Linked DNA regions of Homo sapiens: region 2 is linked to region 1. Evidence: chromatin contacts called from ENCODE POLR2A ChIA-PET data. All regions are on one chromosome and are shown on one strand. Each heading gives the region's core, a stretch centred on a gene start or an enhancer-like site at or near the end of the contact. The rest is flanking DNA. Distances are from core to core; before and after follow the strand shown. Region 1 overlaps IL17RA (interleukin 17 receptor A). Region 2 holds the start of USP18 (ubiquitin specific peptidase 18).

Region 1 (6,308 bases), core at 3,582-6,081:
AGGGCAGTAAAGCTGAGGACGCGGCCAAGGGCCACAGGCTGGAAGGCCGCGGGCCCCTGAGCTGTTTGCTGTCTAGCTGTCTGTACCTGCTGCTGGGGCATCTCAGGGTCTCGGCTATAAGTCTCTGAATGTTGCTTTTCCCTGGCTGCCAGGTACCTGCCTGGATGACAGCTGGATTCACCCTCGAAACCTGACCCCCTCCTCCCCAAAGGACCTGCAGATCCAGCTGCACTTTGCCCACACCCAACAAGGAGACCTGTTCCCCGTGGCTCACATCGAATGGACACTGCAGACAGACGGTGAGTGGGCATGCCAGCAGGGCCCTGGGGGATTCTCCCTGCCTCCAAGTGGCTCTCCCAGTCAGGCTCAGGATTGGGCTCCCAGTCCTGTGCTCAGACATGGGGGTTCAAATTTAGTGCTATAAGGATCCGTCATTTCATGCAGTCAAATACTTGTTCAGCATTTTAGATATTAACCCACAGTGATACCTTCTCATCACACCATTCTTCATGAAAGGACTTCCTTCAACCTAATATTTTTAGCACCCTGAGGGGAAAAAAAAGCAAGCAGTTAATTTTGTGACTACAGTACCAAAAATGAAGTGGAAAATGGTAACACATTTGTCAACCTGTTCCCTGAATTTAGGGGCCAGCACTTTTAAAACGTCCCCCAAGCCTATTCAGGAATGGAGAGTTTATGTTACAGAATTGGGACGATTGGGGCTTATGAGCACTAGCCCCAGATTTGTGAACGGGGCATGGGGGAAGTTCTTTTTGGAAGTCCCCGCCCTCAGTGCTCCTGCTGACAGCCACAACCTCGTGAGGATGGTGGGGATGGCTGTGTTTGACACCCATGCCAGATTGTCAAAGCCCTCACCACAAGTTTGCAAAGCCTTTACTTCTAGCCCAGTGTAAAGTGTCATTTTTCCTTGCCCAGCTGGGAAATAACTGTCTGCAAGGCGGTAGGCTGAGGCCAGAGAGTGAACTGAAAGGAACAGGATGTGGAGAGTTGGGTAAGACGGCAGATTTTCTTTTAGGAGTGAACAACCGCAACAGATAGGGAAGTGACACACCCAGCACTTGTCTTGGCTGATCTGCATCTGTTTGTCTTCTCTTCTCCCTCTCCTGCAGCCAGCATCCTGTACCTCGAGGGTGCAGAGTTATCTGTCCTGCAGCTGAACACCAATGAACGTTTGTGCGTCAGGTTTGAGTTTCTGTCCAAACTGAGGCATCACCACAGGCGGGTAAGAACACAGCTCCTGAGTGGATTATGTTCCACTGATGACACCAGTACAGACTTCTTGTCCCCAAATTCAGACCCTGATTTAGAGTGGGGGAGACCCAGAGGTGCTGAGGGAGTCTGTGGAATTCAGAATGGCAGCCTGAGATGGGCAGAAGTCAAAAGAGAAGTGGTGTGGCCGCCGTGAGCAATAGTGAGGGACAGAGCGTATTTTTGAAAGCGTCCCTCACCTGCTCACCCCTGGTTTTTCTTCCCACTTTACCTAGCTATTCGTTCGGAAAGGAAGTTGAATTGGAAGGCAGCTTCCACAGCCCTACCTCCTGCCATCTTTGTGTAACTTTGTGTAACATCTTTTATGTGTAACTTGGATTCAGCTGGGGCCTACCTTCAGGAAGAAAAAACCGCCCAGACCAAAGAACTGCTGTAGGTGGGCAAATGAGCACTACAACAGCTTAGTCTCATTTTGCTGCTCACAGCTAAATGGTGAAATGTTGATTCTTGTTTAAGTTTGTTTAAAGCAGTGGGTCTCAAAGTGTGGTCCGTAGACCAGCAGCCTCAGCCTCACCTGGGAACGTGGTAGAGATGTTTGGCCCCACCCCAGACTTCCCAGGCCAGAAACTCTTAGGGTGGGGTCCAGCAACTGGTGCTTAACCCTTAAGTCATCACGATGCGAGCCTTAGTTTGAAGACTACTGGTTTAAATCTGCAAATGGTCACTTGAAAACAAGTTAGATCTCCCACAAACTCAAGCAGCAAAGGCAGAACCCCTCTCCGATGTTAAATTAGGACCCCCAAACTTGACTGCTATGCGAATGGTGAGAACCAGGTTCCTCCGTCCACTTAGAAGCAAAGGACCCCGGCCCCTCCACCAGGGTAACTAGAATGGGGGTTGGAGTCGATGTCTGTAATCTCTAACACCCAGAAAATAACTTAGCACAAATTCAAATATCATTGCAACTGAGGTGCCTGCTGGCCCAGGGTGAGTGGGGGTCTCTAGCTTGTCCTTTGCACCTTTTTACTCCATAATGGTCTCAAGAGGTTCCTGGCTTTTCCGTTTGAGGAGGAAGAATCATTTGACAAATAGTTTTTACCTGCCTGGCGTGTGCCAGATCTCCATAGCCCCAAGTCCCCTGGCTCCGCCCTCTCATACCCATTGTCCTAGAATTTGAGAGGGCAGGTGGGAGGGGTGGGACTACTTCCACTTTCCCCAAATTCTTTTGCCTTATTCACTGTCTACTGATGAGGCCAGATCCAGGTTTAAAAAAAAAAAAAAAAAAAACAGGCAGAAAGGACCAGAGGAAACAAAAAACAAAGATACTGATTTCCCTGACCTTGGATTTTGCTGTGGTTGTTGCTTTGTTCTTATTTTTGGCTGAATATTCGGGAGTGGGTGGGAACGGGGGTCTTTGGGCATAGATGGGTGACAGAGGTGTGTGTAATCCATCCACCTTCCCTTCCTCCCTTCTCTTCAGTGGCGTTTTACCTTCAGCCACTTTGTGGTTGACCCTGACCAGGAATATGAGGTGACCGTTCACCACCTGCCCAAGCCCATCCCTGATGGGGACCCAAACCACCAGTCCAAGAATTTCCTTGTGCCTGGTAAGAGCATCCTCCCAAGACATTCCCTCCCCAATGGCCTCTGTGAGAAGGAAGCACCAGGTGGCACAGATGCCAGCCCCCCTGCTCAGCAAGACATTGGCTGGCATTGCCAGCACCTGGGACCCACAGAACAAACAGAGGCCAAGACTGGGAGTGCTTTGGTGTGTGCTGCAACCTCCATTCCCTGAGGCAGAGGCCATTCTCTGTTGGCACAACAGTGGACGGTGGCCCAAGATCCCAGGAGTTTTATGGGAACCAGAGCACCTCCCTCTATCTAGAGAAGCACCCAGCCTGCCCAGAAAATAGCATAAAGGCAAGCCACAAGCCACTCGTGGGGAAGTTGCAGCCTCTGCCCCCAGCCTGGTCCCAGCCTCCGTGGCTTGCTCTTCTCCTTCCACCTTACATTCTGCCTGCATCATCCAACGTTCATCCCATGCATGGCGCTCTACTCCCCATGCCTATCCACACTGCCTGTGATTACCGCCAGGCTTTTCTTCTCAGGCATCCTTTGATGTACATGTACCTTCTACTTCTCTGTCCTCCCCAGAAGCTCAGCTATTACCTACATTTCTCTCTTTTTGTTTTTAATAGAGATAGGGTCTTGCTTTGTCACCCAGGCTATAGTGCAATTTTGCTATCCTAGCTCAATGCAGCCTCGAACTCCTGGGCTCATGCGATTCTCCTGCCTCAGTCTCTCTACAATTCTCTGTCCATAGCCAGCTATGTCAGGAAGCCCACTTGAAAACAAAGCCTGGGTCTTCTGCCCATTTTTATAATCTCCAGAACCTCACGAATTGCCTTGCATATAGTAGGTTGGTCAAGAAATGCTTGTTAAGGATGGTGTTGACCTTCTTCATCCTGGGACCACCCTGCACACACGCGTGCACACACACTCTGTGCTTACCCTGCTTTATGTCACCGCGTGTGGCTCATCACTCCCTGACTGGTACTGCATGCTGTGTGTTTGCTTTTATTGGTCTCTTCTACTGGGTTGCAATCTCCAGGGGGCAGGGCTTTGTCTTGTTTACCACTGTACCTCCAGTGCCAAGAACAGGGCCTGGTGCATAGTTGGTGCTCAATATGTATTTGTTGAAGGAGTGAATCTCCTCAGTTCTCGCTTCTGTTCCTAAAGTTGACTGACTCAGTCCCTGTCCCTCCATGGTGATTCACACCTGTCACATGTCTTCTCAGCCTGTGCAAAGACAGGGGCAGCCGGGGACAAGAAGCTGTGGGTGGGCAGAGAAGGAACTGGAGGGGACCAAGATTGCTTGGTCACCCACAGCAAGCTCAGGAGGAATGCACTTGCATCAGGAGGGTTCCCCGAGAGATGAGGATCAGACAGGCAGGCTGGCACCCATGCCAAGGTGGGTCCAGCCCTGGAGCTCACTCTGAAGGGGCCACCTGCGGACAGGCTCCCAGTGGGGAAAAGATTGTTGTTCTTGGTGTCAGGAGTCTGGAAGAACAGATTTCTGAAGGCAGAGGCTTAATGAGTTTCCTTTTTTCTGGGTCGACAGACTGTGAGCACGCCAGGATGAAGGTAACCACGCCATGCATGAGCTCAGGTAACAGCTGGCCCGGGAGAGCTTTATTTGGATGCATACACATGCACATGTGCGTGCCCCTCCTCACTCCCAGCCTGCGTGTGTGACCTTGGCAGGCAGCCTGTGGGACCCCAACATCACCGTGGAGACCCTGGAGGCCCACCAGCTGCGTGTGAGCTTCACCCTGTGGAACGAATCTACCCATTACCAGATCCTGCTGACCAGTTTTCCGCACATGGAGAACCACAGTTGCTTTGAGCACATGCACCACATACCTGCGGTAACTCTGCTCTTTTTGACCCCTCTAGCATAGCTCAGGACCACCCCTCCAAGCCCTGAGTCTCTTCTCTGCTGGTCTGACAGAACCGCGTTGCTAGAAGCTCGCGACTCAGGGCTGTGCTTAGTCCATAGTGATCATGGCGCCTTGCCCTTTTTCTTCCCCAGTGATCTTATGCTTGATAGAAAGGCAGTTGACTGTGTCCTGCCCATGACTCAGTCCTTTTTGTTCTTTCCTCCCCCACACGCCCCCTTGTTCTCTTTTTGTTTTGCTTTGTTTATTACAAAAAGGATTTGAGGATTTAAAAAAAAGAAGAAATGTGAAAATAGAGACAAAGGGGAACTAAAGATAAGGAAATAAGGCCAGGTGCAGTGGCTCCCACCTGTAATCCCAATACTTTGGGAGGCCAAGGCAGGAGAATGGCTTGAAGTTGGAGTTCGAGACTACAGTAAGCCATGATGGCACCACTGCACCCACTCTGGGGGACAGAGCGAGACCCTGTCTCTAAAAAAGAAAATAAAAATTGAAAAATAAATAAAGTACATTAATGACATAAAATATGCCAGGCACAGTGGTTCACGCCTATAATCCCAGCAGTTTGGGAGGCCAAGGCAGGTGGATCACTTGAGGTCAGGAGTTCGAGACCAGCCTGACCAACATGATGAAACCCCATCTCTACTAAAAGTACAAAAATTAGCCAGGTGTGCTGGCACACGCCTGTAATCCCAGCAATTTGGGAAACTGAGGCAGAAGAATCACTTGAACCTGGGAGGCAGAGGTTGTAGTGAGCTGAGATTGTGCCACTGCACTCCAGCCTGGGTGACAAGAGTGATACTCCATCTCTAAAAAAAAAGAAATAAAGGTAATACGATGAAGCCAGCTCAGTGCAGGAAACGTGTGCTGTGTGGTTCTGTACAACTGGTGTCCATGAACACAGATTTGTTGCCCCAATTCCCAGCAGCCAAAGCAAAGAGAGACTTACCAGTTACTACACGTACTTAAGGATTTACAATAAACCAGCTTCCATGCAGAAACGGAGTTTTTTTCTGGAATAGAAACCTGAAAAGCATTTCTCCCCTGGCCTTCCTAAGGGGTGCTCTGGACAGCCTCTCCATGGCAGTGCCACAGCGTGTTCTTACCCAACTAGCCTTACCCATCCCAACTAGCCTTACCCATCCTCGCCTCTCTCCTCAGCCCAGACCAGAAGAGTTCCACCAGCGATCCAACGTCACACTCACTCTACGCAACCTTAAAGGGTGCTGTCGCCACCAAGTGCAGGTGGGTGAGTGTGGTGTGGACAGGTGCAGGGAGCAAAACAGGTGGCAATTATAGAGTGGACAGGAGTGAGGAGTGTGCACAGGTGAAGAGTGGTGTGGACGGGAGTGGGGAGTGTGCACAGGTGGAGAGAGTGGTGTGGACGGGAGTGGGGAGCGTGCACAGGTGGAGAGTGTGGTGTGTCTGGGAGTGGGGAGTGTGCACAGGTGGAGAGTGGTGTGGACGGGAGTGGGGAGCGTGCACAGGTGGAGAGAGTGGTGTGGACGGGAGTGGGGAACGTGCACAGGTGGAGAGAGTGGTGTGGCTGGGAGTGGGGAGCGTGCACAGGTGGAGAGAGTGGTGTGGCTGAGAGTGGGGAGCGTGCACAGGTGGAGAGTG
Region 2 (6,325 bases), core at 3,062-5,561, 1.0 Mb after region 1:
ACAGCACAGAAGTGATACCGCGCTGGCTCCACTCTGTCCTCTGGTGGCACGCAATTCCAGTGTTCCCCGCACTGATGACTTTCTTGTACCGAATATTTACATTAATTACATTCTTTATAGTTATAATGTAATATTACATATGAGACCATGGGGTTCATCTGATTAGGTCTGCCCAATTTAGCCTGCCCTGCTTGCTTTGGGTCACTTGCTTTTGTTATTTTTTTTCTGTGAAGCTGAAGGCCGCGCCACTGAGCGCTGTAACTTAACCTTGCCGGCTTCCTTACAGATAACATGTATGTCACTACTGTCATGATCGTTCAAATTGTTTTTCAGGAACTTGGGGCAGCTCCTGCCTAGTTCAAACCAGTTGAGACCGTGAGCTTTCAAGTAGGCTTGTGCAAACAAAAGAAGTGGCCTTTTGACATCAGAGGCCCCAAGCGACACCCTCAGATCACGCTAAGGCTGTCATTTTTTGAACATGTGCCCTGTGAAGTGCCACGAACCCTGACTATGCTTGCAGTGGTCACCGACTGCCTCATTTTCCCCCACTGCCAATCACCTTTGCCCATACCTTACACCACCCTGCTTCTCTCACCGGTAAATATCCCTAAGACTTATCTTTGGGGAGGAAGATTTGAGAGCTGTTCTCCTGCCTCCTCACTGGGCTGCCTTGCGAATAAATCTTTTCTCTTTTACAAAACCTGTCACAGTGATGGATTTATGGCATGCGGGCAGAATGAACCTGTATCACATGTATGTAATAATGGTAATTAATAATATGTATTTTGTGGGAGAGTACTTTGAAACTGTGTAAATATCCTGTTTCTCATCAAACTTTTAATTTATTCAGTATCTACTTTTATTGGTATGAAGTGTGGCTTCCCATTTTATTTAACAGGTCGAAATGTTACTATCATCATTTCAGGCCAGGCGCGGTGGCTCATGCCTGTAATCCCAGCACTTTGGGAGGCCGAGGCAGGAGGATCACAAGGTCAGGAGATCGAGACCATCCTGGCTAACACGGTGAAACCCCGTCTCTACTAAAAATACAAAAAATTAGCTGGGCGTGGTGGCGGGTGCCTGTAGTCCCAGCTACTCGGGAGGCTGAGGCAGGAGAATGGTGTGAACCCAGGAGGCGGAGCTTGCAGTGAGCCAAGATAGTGCCACTGCACTCCAGCCTGGGCAACAGAGCGAGACTCCGTCTCAAAAACAAAAACAAAACAAAACAAATCATCATTTCTTTTAATGCTCAAGTTGTTCCAAATTTGGCCAGTGGGAGCATGGTCTTGGAGCTGGCTTCTGCATCGTTTTGAAACATCCCCATCATTCTTGGAGCATTCCCTTACTTGCTGGCAGAACAAGATGTCCTAGGCTCATCTTGTACTTTCTCTGCCTTAACCCCAGAAACAGCCATTTCTCCAAGCAACATTGGTTCCTTTTACTAGAGAATGGGAATTAGAAACCAAGATCTGGGTGCAAGATGTACTGTTGGGGTGTCACTGTTCCCAGGCCCCCTACAGACCAAGTCAGGGGATGTATGCATGTATACACATGTTTACCTCCACATGTACTTCTTTTTTTTTTTTTTTTTTTTTTTTTTTTTGGATAGGGGATCTCGCTGTGTCGCCAGGCTGGAGTGCAATGATGCAATCTTGGCTCACTGCAACCTCTGCCTCCCGGGTTCAAATGATTATCCTGCCTCAGCCTTCCGAGTAGCTGGGACTACAGGCGTGTGCCACCACACCCAGCTAATTTTTTGTATTTTTAGTAAAGACGGGGTTTCACCGTGTTAGCCACGGTGGTCTCAATCTCCTGACCTCGTGATCCACCCGCCTTGTACTTCTTTATCTATCTGTGTATACATACTGAAAATCATGGATCCACACTGCTAAGTCCAATTCCAGTTCAACACTAGTGGGCTCATTCTCCCTTTCCTTATTTGTAACTCCTATCTCTGAGAGTTTCAACTCTGGCTCCAATTATCCTTAATACATTCAGTTACCTGGTCATCCCCCTGTATGTAACTAATCTGTCATCTCCACCAGCACCCTGCCCTCCCTGGACACCACACACTGGGCCACTCCAATACCGGGATGTGCCACATCTTCAAATTGCTTGGGCTGTGACCCTGGGCCGGGCTGCACCAGCACCCATTTGTGTCTGACATTGTGCTGGGCAGCCCCACTGTGCTGCCACCCTCCTCAACCTGCTCCAGTCCAGCACCCTGCTTGGGCCACTGTGGAACATACTACACAAACGCCCACTTTGCTTGACACACCTGATGGCCTTAGCACGGAATTGTTCAGGAGGGTACCATGAAGGACGGAAGGAAGAGCCCCATAGAAGTGTAATGGATCCTTACATTATATAGTCCAGCCTCCAACCCAAGGTTCACCCTTGTCCATTCTGCACTGGGGCAGCAACACCAATTACTTTGCTCCACCGACCTACCAAGATTCAGATAGAATCATTGGATTGACTATTAATAGTTTTCTGCTGATAGTTGCTGCAAGCAACTGCAGCTTGCTCCTTAGCCTTCTACTGACTTGCTGTATTTAGCATATTTTATCAAATTTTGCAACCTCCTCTCCTCATTGCCCTCACTTGAGTTTTTGAGGTTCCTGTTTGTGGACAAGACTTACCAGATGTATGAAGCTGGTTATATAACTGATTGGTCAGCAAATATAATGAGGACGGACCCTGCGCCCACCACCGTGTACCTGTGTAAACACCATACTGCGCAAAGTCCACCAGCCTTCCAGGGAGAACATGCTGCACTGTGGGCGACACTGCCTCCGTTCCAGCAGCAATGTAAGCGGAGTCTGGGCTGACGATGGACGTGTGGATAGCCTGTATGTGTATATCTGTGCTCATGCTTCTAACACACATCCACCCTATTATGGACACGTTTATACATCTTCATGCCATGGTATTTTGTACCTTACTGCAGACCCTACCAACGCTTCAGTGAGGTTCTGGCAGCTTTGGGTTTTTGGAGGCTATTTGTCTGTTGCTGCGGGGACGGCTTTCAGAAAGAATGATCGCTTTGGGGGAATTGTACCCTGCTTTCCTGCGCAAATTCCAGCGGCTGGAGTTTGAGGCCCCTAGCAGATAACCCTTCTGCCCCTACCCCCATGAGTCTACATACAAGAAATACATCTCTAAAGAGGTAATAAGCCTTTCCGGTGTGCATGTTACAGATCTCTTAACCTTATATATACACAGATGGTCCATCACTTACCGTGGTTTCACTTACGATGTTTCGACTTCATGATGGGTTCACTGGGACTTGACCCCATTTTTTTTTTTTTTTTTTAGACGGAGTCTTGCTCTTGTCGATCTCTGCTCACTGCAACCTCCGCTTCTTGGGTTCAAGTTATTCTCCTGCCTCAGCCTCTTAAGTAGCTGGGATTAAGCGCCACCACGCCGAGCTAATTTTTGTACTTTTAGTAGAGATGGGGTTTCACTATGTTGGTCAGGCTGGTCTCGAACTCCTGACCTCAGGTGATCCGCCTGCCTCAGCATCCCAAAGTGCTGGGATTACAGGTGTGAGCCACCGCGCCCCCTGACCCCTTCTTAAGTGGAGAAATATCTGTATCTGCATGCCCACAGGGGAGCTCCTAATTACACCATGTGCCGCATCCAAGCCACAGGCCGGTGATGTGAAGACACCCGATCCAAGAAATACAATAGCATTAAGAAAGAAAAAATGCTGCCATGGATACTACCAAACGCCAAATGACTCTAACACGTAGGCTAATTGCAAGGACCTTAAAATCGCAAATAAAAAGGCGCCTGTAGGTCGGGCGCGGTGGCCCACACCTGTAATCCCAGCACTTTAGGAGGCGGGCGGATCACCTGAGACCAGCCTGGCCAGCATGGCGGAACCCCATCGCTACTAAAATACAAAAATTAGCCAGGAGTGGTGGCGCATGCCTGTAATCCCAGCTACTCCGGAGCCTGAGGCAGGAGAATCGCTTGAACCCAGGAGGCGGAGTTTGCAGTGAACCGAGACAGCGCAACCGCACTCCAGCCTGGACGACAGAATGAGACTCCGTCTCAAAAAAAAAAAAAAAAAAAAAAAGCGAGGGCTGGAAGTCTGGAGCAGGTGCGCGGCTGCAACGGCAGCCGCGGGAAGCTCGGGCCGGCAGGGTTTCCCCGCACGCTGGCGCCCAGCTCCCGGCGCGGAGGCCGCTGTAAGTTTCGCTTTCCATTCAGTGGAAAACGAAAGCTGGGCGGGGTGCCACGAGCGCGGGGCCAGACCAAGGCGGGCCCGGAGCGGAACTTCGGTCCCAGCTCGGTCCCCGGCTCAGTCCCGACGTGGAACTCAGCAGCGGAGGCTGGACGCTTGCATGGCGCTTGAGGCAAGTTCGGGGCTCATTTTGGAAGTTTTCTTTCTAGCACAGACATCCAACTCTGCTCCTATGCCAGTCAGATAATTAAGGAATTAAGTAATAATTGTGCTCTGCAAATTATGATAGTGATCTGTATTTACTACGTGCATATATTTTGGGCCAGTGAATTTTTTTCTAAGCTAATATAGTTATTTGGACTTTTGACATGACTTTGTGTTTAATTAAAACAAAAAAAGAAATTGCAGAAGTGTTGTAAGCTTGTAAAAAAATTCAAACAATGCAGACAAATGTGTCTCGCAGTCTTCCACTCAGTATCATTTTTGTTTGTACCTTATCAGAAATGTTTCTATGTACAAGTCTTTAAAATCATTTCGAACTTGCTTTGTCCACTGAGTATATTATGGACATCTTTTCATGGCAGGACATATAGATGTGTTAATGGCATTAAAAATAAAACAAAAAACTGATTCGGCCGGGTACGGTGGCTCACGCCTGTAATCCCAGCACTTTGGGAGATCGAGGAGGGAGGATCACCTGAGGTCAGGAGTTACAGACATGGAGAAACCCCGTCTCTACTAAAAATACAAAATTAGCCTGGCGTGGTGGCGCATGCCTGTAATCCCAGCTACTCGGGAGGCTGAGGCAGGAGAATCGCTTGAACCCGGGAGCGGAGGTTGCGGTGAGCCGAGATCGCACCGTTGCACTCCAGCCTGGGCGACAGAGCGAAACTGTCTCAAACAAACAAACAAAAAAACCTGATACATGGTATGGGAAGTACATTGTTTAAACAATGCATGGAGATTTAGGTTGTTTCCAGTTTTTACTGGCACAGATACGGCAATGAATATAATTTTATGTATACATTCATACAAATATATCGGTGGAAAATTCCTAGAAGTGGAATGGCTGGGTCAGTGGGCATTCATATTGAGAAATTGGAAGGATGTTGTCAAACTCTGCAAATCAGAGTATTTTAGTCTTAACCTCTCTTCTTCACACCCTTTTCCTTGGAAGAAAGCTAAATTTAGACTTTTAAACACAAAACTCCATTTTGAGACCCCTGAAAATCTGGGTTCAAAGTGTTTGAAAATTAAAGCAGAGGCTTTAATTTGTACTTATTTAGGTATAATTTGTACTTTAAAGTTGTTCCAGAAAACAAGGCAAATACTGAAAAGCATTTCATCTGAAGTTTCTTTCTGGTATTGAACAGAGTTGGATGGAGAGTGAATGCAGGTTACCGATGTGTTCGCAGGAACAAAACGGGAGGGAGAGTAACACAGGTGCACGGCTTCATATTGATTTATCAAAGAACTTGCTTTTGGACTGTTAAAAAATGTGTTGCACAGTTCTGACACTTTTACACAATGATGAGCTTACAAAGGGGAAAATGCTTAACATAAACATAGTTTCAAAGAAGGTAAGTCCTAGTTTTTCCACGAGCTGTTTTTTTTTTTGAGAGAGAGTAGTCCCAAAATTTCCCTATTATGTGGTTTTTCATCCAAAGTGTTGTAATCCGTGTGTTCTAACCCGCATATTACGATTACTCAAGAAATGCAAAATAGGCCGGGCGCGGTGGCTCACGCCTGTAATCCCAGCAATTTGGGAGGCCGAGGCAGGTGGATCACGAGGTCAGGAGATCAAGACCATCCTAGCTAACACGGTGCAAACCCATCTACTAAAAATAAAAAATATTAGCTGGGCGTGGCGGCAGGCGCCTGTAGTCCCAACTACTCGGGAGGCTGAGGCAGGAGAATGGCGTGAACCTGGGAGGCGGAGCTTGCAGTGAGCCAAGATCCGGCCACTGCACTCCAGCCTGGGCGACAGAGGGAGACTCCGTCTCAAAAATAAAAATAAAAATAAAAAAAGAAAAAAGAAATGCAAAATAATGTGAACACGTCATCGAGACTGCGGTCTACAATTGTGGTTGCCATGATGGGGTGGGTCGGAAGACACCGAGGCTGCTTGAATCA

The links. ChIA-PET counts read pairs that join two places held with the same protein, here RNA polymerase II (POLR2A).
Region 2: POLR2A ChIA-PET joins it to region 1 with 10 read pairs in endothelial cell of umbilical vein. The contact joins the promoter of USP18 here to the enhancer-like site in region 1. POLR2A ChIA-PET finds 5 or more read pairs at or near these places in 2 of 52 experiments (WTC11 and endothelial cell of umbilical vein).

What each region holds. Positions count from the first base shown.
Region 1 is chr22:17,097,645-17,103,952 of GRCh38, forward strand. It overlaps IL17RA (interleukin 17 receptor A), which reads left to right. Exons shown (of 13, transcript NM_014339.7): 3 at 153-299; 4 at 1,131-1,243; 5 at 2,711-2,837; 6 at 4,352-4,399; 7 at 4,495-4,658; 8 at 5,850-5,933. Among named protein-coding and RNA genes, the nearest start is that of IL17RA, 16 kb to the left of the region's middle. Within about 2 kb of position 4,832, at least 2 of the 41 ENCODE cell types and tissues checked have a DNase peak (open chromatin) inside an H3K27ac peak, as active enhancers do.
Region 2 is chr22:18,145,859-18,152,183 of GRCh38, forward strand. USP18 (ubiquitin specific peptidase 18) reads left to right here and starts at 4,312. Exons shown (of 11, transcript NM_017414.4): 1 at 4,312-4,364. It overlaps LOC124905076 (a long non-coding RNA gene), which reads right to left and starts at 3,356. Exons shown (of 2, transcript XR_007067999.1): 1 at 3,242-3,356; 2 at 1-82. RefSeq lists an enhancer at 4,053-4,372.